Regions from separate parts of the Homo sapiens genome. Here region 1 is linked to region 2. Evidence: read pairs that join two places in POLR2A ChIA-PET (ENCODE). Cell type or tissue: IMR-90. All regions are shown on one strand. Links, peaks and the distances in the headings refer to the core of each region. The heading gives the core; the rest is flanking DNA.

Region 1 (4,395 bases), core at 203-4,202, 210 kb after region 2:
AAAAAAGGAAAATTGGGCTGGGTGCGGTGTCTCATGCCTGTAATCCCAGCACTTTGGGAGGCCGAGGTGGGAGGATCGCTTGAGCTCAGGAGTTGAAGGCCATCCTGGGCAACATGGTGAAACCCCATCTACTAAAAACAAAAAAAAAAAAAGAAAAAAAAAGGAAAATGGCATTCCTTGTCTTTAGATTCATTCTTGTGTTTCCAGAAATGGCACTAAGCCCAGAAGCAGCTATAGAAGTTGCCAATTCTCTTCTTTCCCCATGAGAAAGTTCTATCTTGAAAGTGGAAGCATGAAGTAGACAGATGTGGATTCAGCTTCCCCCAAGCCTCGCTTCCGAATTCCTAGAAATTAGTTTTACCACCACCTGCAGCAGTGGCGTGGAAGGAGCCTGCGTCGTGAGCCACTTGAGGAAGCTCAGATGGGGTCTGTAGGTAGTTCAGGTTTGCCAAACCTTTCTCCTCCCCTCTAATGATCACTGCCATCCCCACACTCCCAGGATGCACCCACCGCCTGCCCTTACTCAGGCATTATCTCCATCTCCTGAAACATGAAGGCTTCAGCTTCTCGCTCTCCCAATCCAGGCCTCCTCTGTTTGGTCTGCCTTCCACAAGGGCCTTGAGGAATCTTCCTTAACCCAGACCTGACTCCATCCCTCCCCTGCTCAAAACTGCTGCATGCCATGCAACAGAATATTAGTCCTGGAAGGGACTGGATGTGGGAGAATGTCTCATAAAAAGCTGTGAAGGTTTTTTTTGTTTTGTTTTGAGACGGAGTCTTACTCTGTCACCCAGGCTGGAGTGCAATGGCGGGATCTTGGCTCATTGCAACCTCCGCCTCCTGAGTTCAAGTGATTTTCCTGCCCCAGCCTCCTGAGTAGCTGGGACTACAGGCACCCGCCACCAAACCCCAGCTAATTTTTTTTTTCTTTTTTTGAGACAGAGTCTCGCTCTGTTGCCCAGGCTGGAGTGCAGTGGCGCAGTCTCGGCTCACTGCAACCTCTGCTTCCCGGGTTCAAGTGATTCTCCTGCCTCAGCCTCCCAAGTAGCTGGGATTACAGGTGCGTGCCACCAAGCCCGGCTAATTTTTGTATTTTTAGTAGAGACGGGGTTTCACCATGTTGGCCAGGCTGGTCTCAAACTCCTGACCTCAGGTGATCTGCCCGCCTCAGTCTCCCAAAGTGCTGGGATTACAGGTGTGAGCCACTGCGCCTGGCTATGAAGGCTTTTGTGTGTGTGTGTGTGTGTGTGTGTGTGTGTGTGTGTGTGTGTGTGTGTCTGAGGGGTCTTAATTGATTAGGAGCATGAAACAAAGTTGGCATGATGCAGGAGACAGAGGGAATTATAAACTTGCTCTTCCATCAGAATTCATAAATTCTGCTAACACATATTTTGTAGAGATGGGGCCTCACTGTGTTGACCAGTCTGGTGTGAAACTCCTGGCCTCAGGTGATCTACCTGCCTTGGCCTCCCCAAGTGCTAGGATTACAGGCATGAGCCATTGCACCCAGTCACATCTTCCTCTTACACTAACCCTCCTGTCTTCTTCTTATAAAGACTCTTGTGGCTGGGTGCGGTGGCTCACGCCTGTAATCCCAGCACTTTGGGAGGCTGAGGCAGGTGGATCACGAAGTCAGGAGATCAAGACCATCCTGGCTAACATGGTGAAACCCCATCTCTACTAAAAATACAAAAAAAAGAGAATTAGCCAGGCGTGTTGGCGGGCACCTGTAGTCCCAGCTATACGGAAGGCTGAGGCAGGAGAATGGTGTGAACCTGGGAGGCGGAGCTTGCAGTGATCCGAGTTCGTGCCACTGCACTCCAGCCTGGGCAACAGAGCAAGACTCTGTCTCAAAAAAAAGACTCTTGTGATTCCATGGGTCCTGCCCAGATAACCAGGATAATGTCCCCATCTGAAGTGCCTTCATTTGGTCACATATGCTAAGTCTCTTTTGCTATGTAGGGTGAAATGTCACAGGTTCTGGCCATTAGGACATGAATATCTTTGGGGACCATCATCCTGCCTACCGCAAAGTCCCTCTCATGCCACTCTTGTGACTGAGAGAACAGAAAAAAAATAGCAGACCTACGTGAGGTCCTTAATAATTCTCCCTGAGGCTGGGCTCAGTGGCTCATGCCTGTAATCCCAGCACTTTGGAAGGCTGAGGTGGGCGGATCGTTTGAGCTCAGGAGTTCAAGGCCAGCCTGGGCAACATAAGAAGACCTTGTCTCTACCAAAACTACAAAAACTTAGCTGGGCATGGTGGCGCATGTCTGTGGTCCCAGCTACTTGAGAGGCTGAGGTGGGAGAATCGCTGGAACCTGGGAGGCGGAGGTTGCAGTGAGCTGAGATCACGCCAGTGAACTCTAGCCTGGGTGGCAGAGTGAGACTCTGACTCAAAGAAAAAAAAAAAAAAAAAAGCCAGGGACGGTGGCTCACACCTGTAATCCTAGCACTTTGGAAGGCTGAGGCGGGTGGATCACCTGAGGTCAGGAGTTCGAGACCAGCCTGACCAACATGGTGAAACCCTGTCTCTTCTAAAACCACAAAAATTAGCTGGGTGTGGTGTCCGGCGCCTGTAATCCCAGCTACTCAAGGGAAGCTGAGGTGGGAGAATCGCTTGAACCTGGGAGGCAGAGGTTGCGGTGAGCCAAGATCGCAGAGCCAGGGCCACAGAGTAAGACTCTGTCTCAAAAAAAAAAAAATTCTCCCTGGAAGAGGCGCAGTCGCAGTTTTGATAATACACTCTACCACACACACTAGTGAAATGAGGAAAACAAGAGGAAAGCGGAAAGAGAGTGACTGTTTTGTCAAGAGATCCAGGAAGAGACAGCAGAAGTGAAAATCTTTTTCATCAGCCAAGTGGCTCCTCGGATTTCTTAATCTCCCCCCGAACTTCCTCTTCTCCACCCAGAACAGCCATTGGTGAGTGGGGCAGGGCAGGAGGGAACTGAAGAGTGAGAAAGCATTATTTCAGCAAAAGGTCTTTCCTCCCTTGCTCTCTCCTCCAACCACTGGCTCAGCCTCTCCGCCCGCTGCCTGTGAATGATGCAATGGAAGGTGTGCTGGGGTCGCCCTGTGTCCCGTGCATAGGAGCATCTCAGCCTCCAGGTCCTCTCCTTTGGGGCTCACGGCACCCCCATGCTACGAACCGCAGGCAGGGACGGCCTCTGTCGCCTGTCCACCTACTTGGAAGAACTCGAGGCTGTGGAACTGAAGAAGTTCAAGTTATACCTGGGGACCGCGACAGAGCTGGGAGAAGGCAAGATCCCCTGGGGAAGCATGGAGAAGGCCGGTCCCCTGGAAATGGCCCAGCTGCTCATCACCCACTTCGGGCCAGAGGAGGCCTGGAGGTTGGCTCTCAGCACCTTTGAGCGGATAAACAGGAAGGACCTGTGGGAGAGAGGACAGAGAGAGGACCTGGTGAGGGGTAAGGAGGTGGCGGGACAGGCAAGGCTAGAATGCCAGCCGGGTCCAGTGACTCATACCTGTAATCTCAGCACTTTGGGAGGCTGAAGAGGGCAGATCACTTGAGGTGAGGAGTTCAAGACCAGTCTGGACAACATAGTGAGGCTCTGTCTCTACCAAAAATAAAAAAAATTAGCCAGGTGTGGTGGTATACGTCTGTGATCCCAGCTTCTCAGGAGGCTGAGGTGGGAGGATCACTTGAGACCAGAAGGTCGAGGCTGCGGTGAGCTATGATCCTGCCACTGCACCCCAGCCTAGGTGACAGAACGAGACCTTGCCTCAAATATTTAAAATATATTTTTTTAAAATATATATATTTAAAATATATGTTTTAAATATATATTTTAAATAAATATATTTTAAAATATATATTTTAAATATATATTTAAAATATATATTTAAAACATATATTTTAAATATATATATTTAAAACATATATTTTAAATATATATTTAAAATATGTATATAATTATATTATTAAATATATATTAAATATGGTATATATTATATATAAATATAGTATATATTTATTATATAAATATACTATATTATATAAATATGGTATATTATATAAATATATATAAATAATAAATATTATATATTAAATATTTAATACATATATTATTAAAATAAATATTTAAAATACATATATATAAAATCCCTGAGCCTGGGAGATCTGGAATTTATATATATATACACACACGTATATATATGTGTATATATGTGTATATATATGTGTGTGTATATGTGTGTGTGTATATATATTTTAAGAGATGAGGTAGCCAGGTGCAGTGGCTCACACCTATAATCCCAGCACTTTGGGAGGCCAAGGCGGGTGGGTCACCTGAGGTCAGGAATTCGAGATCAGTCTGGCCAACATAGCAAAACCCTGTCTCTACTAAAAATACAAAAATTAGCCAGGCGTGG
Region 2 (4,395 bases), core at 183-4,182:
GAACAATTCAAGGAAATAATAAATAATGATTGACCAGCTATCCAGGAAAGAATGTAAGAATTACTGAGCATCTCCAGGAAGCACAACAAGCAAAAAAGAAAACGGCCGGGCTCACGCCTGTCATCCCAGCACTTTGGGAGGCCGAGGTGGGTGGATCATCTGAGGTCAGAGTTCAAGACCAGCCTGACCAACATGGTGAAATCCCATCTCTACTAAAAATAAAAAATTAGTTGGACGTGGTGGCAGGCGCCTGTAATCCCCGCTACTTGGGAGACTGAGGCAGAAGAATCGCTTGAACCCAGGAGGCAGAGATTGCAGTGAGCTGAGATGGCGCCATTGAATTCCAGCCTGGGCAATGGAGTGAGACTCCATCTCAAAAAAAAAAAAAAAAAAAAACAAAAAACGCCCAGAGCTGCAAACTCCTAGACCAGAGGGCAGAAAACAAAAGGACCAGAGAGTAACACGTCCAGCTTTGTGGGCTGTAGGATCTCTGCTGAGACTACCCCACTCTGCTGTTGTACCATGAAAGCAGCCATCGCTGATATGTAAACAAGTAGGTGTGGCGGTGTTAGAATAAAACTTTATTTACAACTTCATGTTCTCACTCATGTAGGAGCTAAAAAAGTAGATCTCATGAAGGTAAAGAGAGAGTCAGTTATCAAAGGCTAGAAGGGGTGGGATAGTTAATGGGCACAAACACAGTTGGATAGAAGGAATAAGTTCAAGTGTTCAATAGCACAGAAGGGTGACTATAGTTAACAGCAATATATTGTATATTTCAAAATAGCTAGAAGAGAAGATTTGAAACATTCCCAACACAAACGATAAATGAGCCAGGTGCAGTGGCTCACTCCTGTAATCCCAACACTTTGAGAGGCCAAGATGGGTGGATCACCTGAGGTCAGGAGTTCAAGACCAGCCTGGCCAACAAGGTGAAACCCCATCTCCACTAAAAATACAAAAATTAGCTGGGTGTGGTGGCGCACACCTGTAATCCCAGCCACTTGGGAGGCTGAGGCAGAAGAATTGCTTGAACTCGGGAGGCAGAGGTTGCAGTGAGCCAAGATCACACCACTGTACTCCAGCCTGGGCGACAGAGAGAGACTCTGTCTCGAAAAGATAAAAAAAAAGATAAATGTTTGAGGTGGTGAATATCCTAAATACCCTAATTTGAGTATTATACATTCTGTGCATGTATCAAACTATCACATGTATGTCATAAATATGCATAAATATTATGTATCTATAGAAAGTTTTTTTTTTTTTGATGGAGTCTTGCTCTGTCGCCCAGGCGCCAGAGTGCAGTGGCGTGATCTCAGCTCGCTGCAACCTCTCCCCGCAGGTTCAAATGATTCTCCTGTCTCAGCCTCCTGAGTAGCTGGGATTACAAGCTTCTGCCATCACACCAGGCTAATTTTTTTGTATTTTTAGTAGAGATGGGGTTTCACCATGTTGGCCAGGCTGGTCTTGAGCTCCTGACCTCAAGTCATCCGCCTGCCTCGGCTTCCCATAGTGCTGGGATTACAGGCGTGAGCCACCGTGCCCAGCCCAGAAAGTTGTTTTAAAAACAAAAAATTTTATTTGCAAAAACAAGCTGTGGGCTCTAGCGTGCCAACCCTTGTGCTAGGCCAGTGCTTTTTAAAGTCTGCTTGGGCCATCACCCCAACCACTTCTGGCCCTGATGAGGGTCCAGGGCATGAGAGGGAAGGAGAGAGTGTCTTAGTCCATCCAGGCTGCTATCAACATACCAAAGACCTGGCAGCTTACAGACAACACATAGTTATTTCTCATGGTTCTGGAGGCTGGAAGTCCAAGACCAAAGCACTGGTAGATTCAGTGTCTGCTGAGGGCTTTTTTCCTGGTTCATAGCTGGCACCTTCTTGCTGTGTCCTTACATAGTGAAAGAGACTGGGCCGGGCGCAGTGGCTCACGCCTGTAATCTCAGGACTTTGGGAGACCGAGTGGGGGGCGGATCACCTGAGATCAGGAGTTCGAAACCAGCCTGACCAACACGGTGAAACCCCATCTCTACTAAAAATATAAAAATTAGCTGGGCGCAGTGGTGGGTGCCTGTCATCCCAGCTACTTGGGAGGCTGAGGCAGGAGAATTGCTTGCACCTGGGAGGCGGAGGTTGAAGTGAGCCGAAATCGTGCCACTGCACTCCAGCCTGAATGACAGAGCCAGACTCCATCTCAAAAAAAAAAAAAAAAAAAAGAGTGAAGGCTTAATAAGCAAAAGAAAGAGAAAAGAGAATAGTTCTCTCTTTTGCACAGAGAAGAGAGGGGTTCCCGAGTGGGACCCCTGGTTTTGTGGTGAAATGCATGGGGCTTTTATAGACAAGCTTGAGGAGGTGCTGTCTGATTTACATAGGGCCTGAGAGATTAGTCGGACCAGGTATGACGTTTGCATAGCCCCCAAAGAAGCTGGCCATCCCACCCTAATCTTTTATTACGTAGGTAGGGTCTCTGCCTGGCCGGGGCCATGTTGTCTGCTTTTTTACTGCACATGTGGGGACAAAGAAAAGGGAAGAGGGAACCTCCATGTTGAATATACCCGGCTCCCAGGCATCCGTTTTCTATTGGCACAGCTGATGCAAGATTTTAGCTTGTTTATCTATGCTTGCAGCTTGATGTTTCAGGCTGCTTTCTGTTAGAAAAGAAATTATTTGGGGGCTGCTCTTTATTAATAGGAAACCTTACTGAGGACTCTCTTACCCTCACTGTCTGCCTCAATAATTTCTTTTTAGCTCCCGTATTACAAATACCATCACCTTGGGGTTAGGTTCCAACAGCTGAATTTTGTCGGGACACAAACATTGAGTTTACAATACCCATGAAGCTGTCTCTGCTTGTATCTTGTCCTAACCAGAAGCTCCCAGGATTGCTGCATCTGAAGGAACAACCTTGATATATGGCTTGTGTCTGTGTCCCCACCCAAATCTCATCTTCAGTTGTAGCTCCCATAATTCCCATGTGTTGTGGGATGGACCCAGTGGGAGATAATTCAATCATGGGGGTGGATTCCTGCAGGGTCCTATGGGGCTTTGCAGGTGTTCTCCCCGTGTGCAGAGATAAGAGATTGTAAGAAATAAAGACACAAGACAAAGAGATAAAGAGAAAACAGCTGGGCCCGGAGGACCACAACCATCAAGACGCGGAGACCGGTAGTGGCCCATAACGGCTGGGCGCGCTGATACTTATTGCATACAAGATAAGGGGGCAGGGTAAGCAGGGTGAATCTTCGAAGTGATTGACAAGGTGAAGCAAGTCGTGTGATCACAGGAGAGGGGGCCCTTCCCTCTTAGGTAGCCGAAGCAGAGAGAGAGGGAGAAGGCAGCATACGTCAGCGTTTTCTTCCATGCACTTATAAGAAAGATCAAAGACTTTAAGACTTTCACTATTTCTTCTACCGCTATCTACTATGAACTTCAAAGAGGAGCCAGGAGTACGGGAGGAGCATGAAAGTGGACAAGGAGTGTGAGCACTGAAGCACAGCACCACAGGGAGGGGTTTAGGCCTCCGGATGACTGCGGGCAGGCCTGGATAATATCCAGCCTTCCACAAGAAGCTGGTGGAGCAGAGTGTTCCCTGACTCCTCCAAGGAAAGGAGACTCCCTTTCACCGTCTGCTAAGTAACGGGTGCCTTCCCAGACACTGGCGTTACCGCTTGACCAAGGACCCCTCAAGCGGCCCTGATGCACGCGTGACAGAGGGCTCACCTCTTGCCTTCTAGGTCACTTCTCACCATGTCCCTTCAGCACCTGACCCTATACCCGCCGGTTATTCCTAGGTTATATTAGTAATGCAGCAAAGAGTAATATTAAAAGCTAATGATTAATAATGTTTATAATAATGATTGATAATTGTCCATGATCATCTCTACATCTAATTTGTATTATGACTATTCTTATTCTATTTTCTTTATTATACTGCAACAGTTTGTGCCTTCAGTCTCTTGCCTCAGCACCTGGCTAATCCTCCACCCACACATTCCCCCATGCCGTTCTCATGGTAGTGAACAAGTCTCAGGAGAGCTGAGGTTTTTATAACGGGTTTCCCCTTTTGCTTGGCTCTCTCATTTCTCTGTCGTCTGCCACCATGTAAGATGTGCCTTTCACCTTCTGCCATGATTGTGAGGCCTCCCCAGCCATGTGGAACTGTAAGTCCGTTATACCTCTTTTTTAAAAAGTAAACTGACTGGGCGCAGTGGCTCACGCCTGTAATCCCAGCACTCTGGGAGGCCGAGGCGGGTGGATCATGAGGTCAGGAGATCGAGACCATCCTGGATAACACAGTGAAACCCCGTCTCTACTAAAAATACAAAAAATTAGCCGGGCGCGGTGGCGGGCGCCTGTAGTCCCAGCTACTCAGGAGGCTGAGGCAGGAGAATGGTGT

Evidence for each region. ChIA-PET counts read pairs that join two places held together with the same protein. Peaks named below come from ENCODE experiments on the same cell type or tissue, not always from the same donor. Only the 100,000 strongest peaks of a DNase experiment are listed, where the experiment ranks them.
Region 1: POLR2A ChIA-PET joins it to region 2 with 12 read pairs; 3 of 35 experiments call an interaction of 5 or more read pairs at or near these places.

Annotation. Positions count from the first base shown.
Region 1 is chr19:53,822,921-53,827,315 of GRCh38, reverse strand. NLRP12 (NLR family pyrin domain containing 12) reads left to right here and starts at 3,002. Exons shown (of 10, transcript NM_144687.4): 1 at 3,002-3,430. The coding sequence starts at 3,142. In IMR-90, for the core only: no CTCF peak of the experiment used is centred there; no DNase peak of the experiment used is centred there.
Region 2 is chr19:54,036,360-54,040,754 of GRCh38, reverse strand. No RefSeq gene overlaps it. Among named protein-coding and RNA genes, the nearest start is that of VSTM1, 25 kb to the left of the region's middle. RefSeq lists an enhancer at 4,295-4,395. In IMR-90, for the core only: no CTCF peak of the experiment used is centred there; no DNase peak of the experiment used is centred there.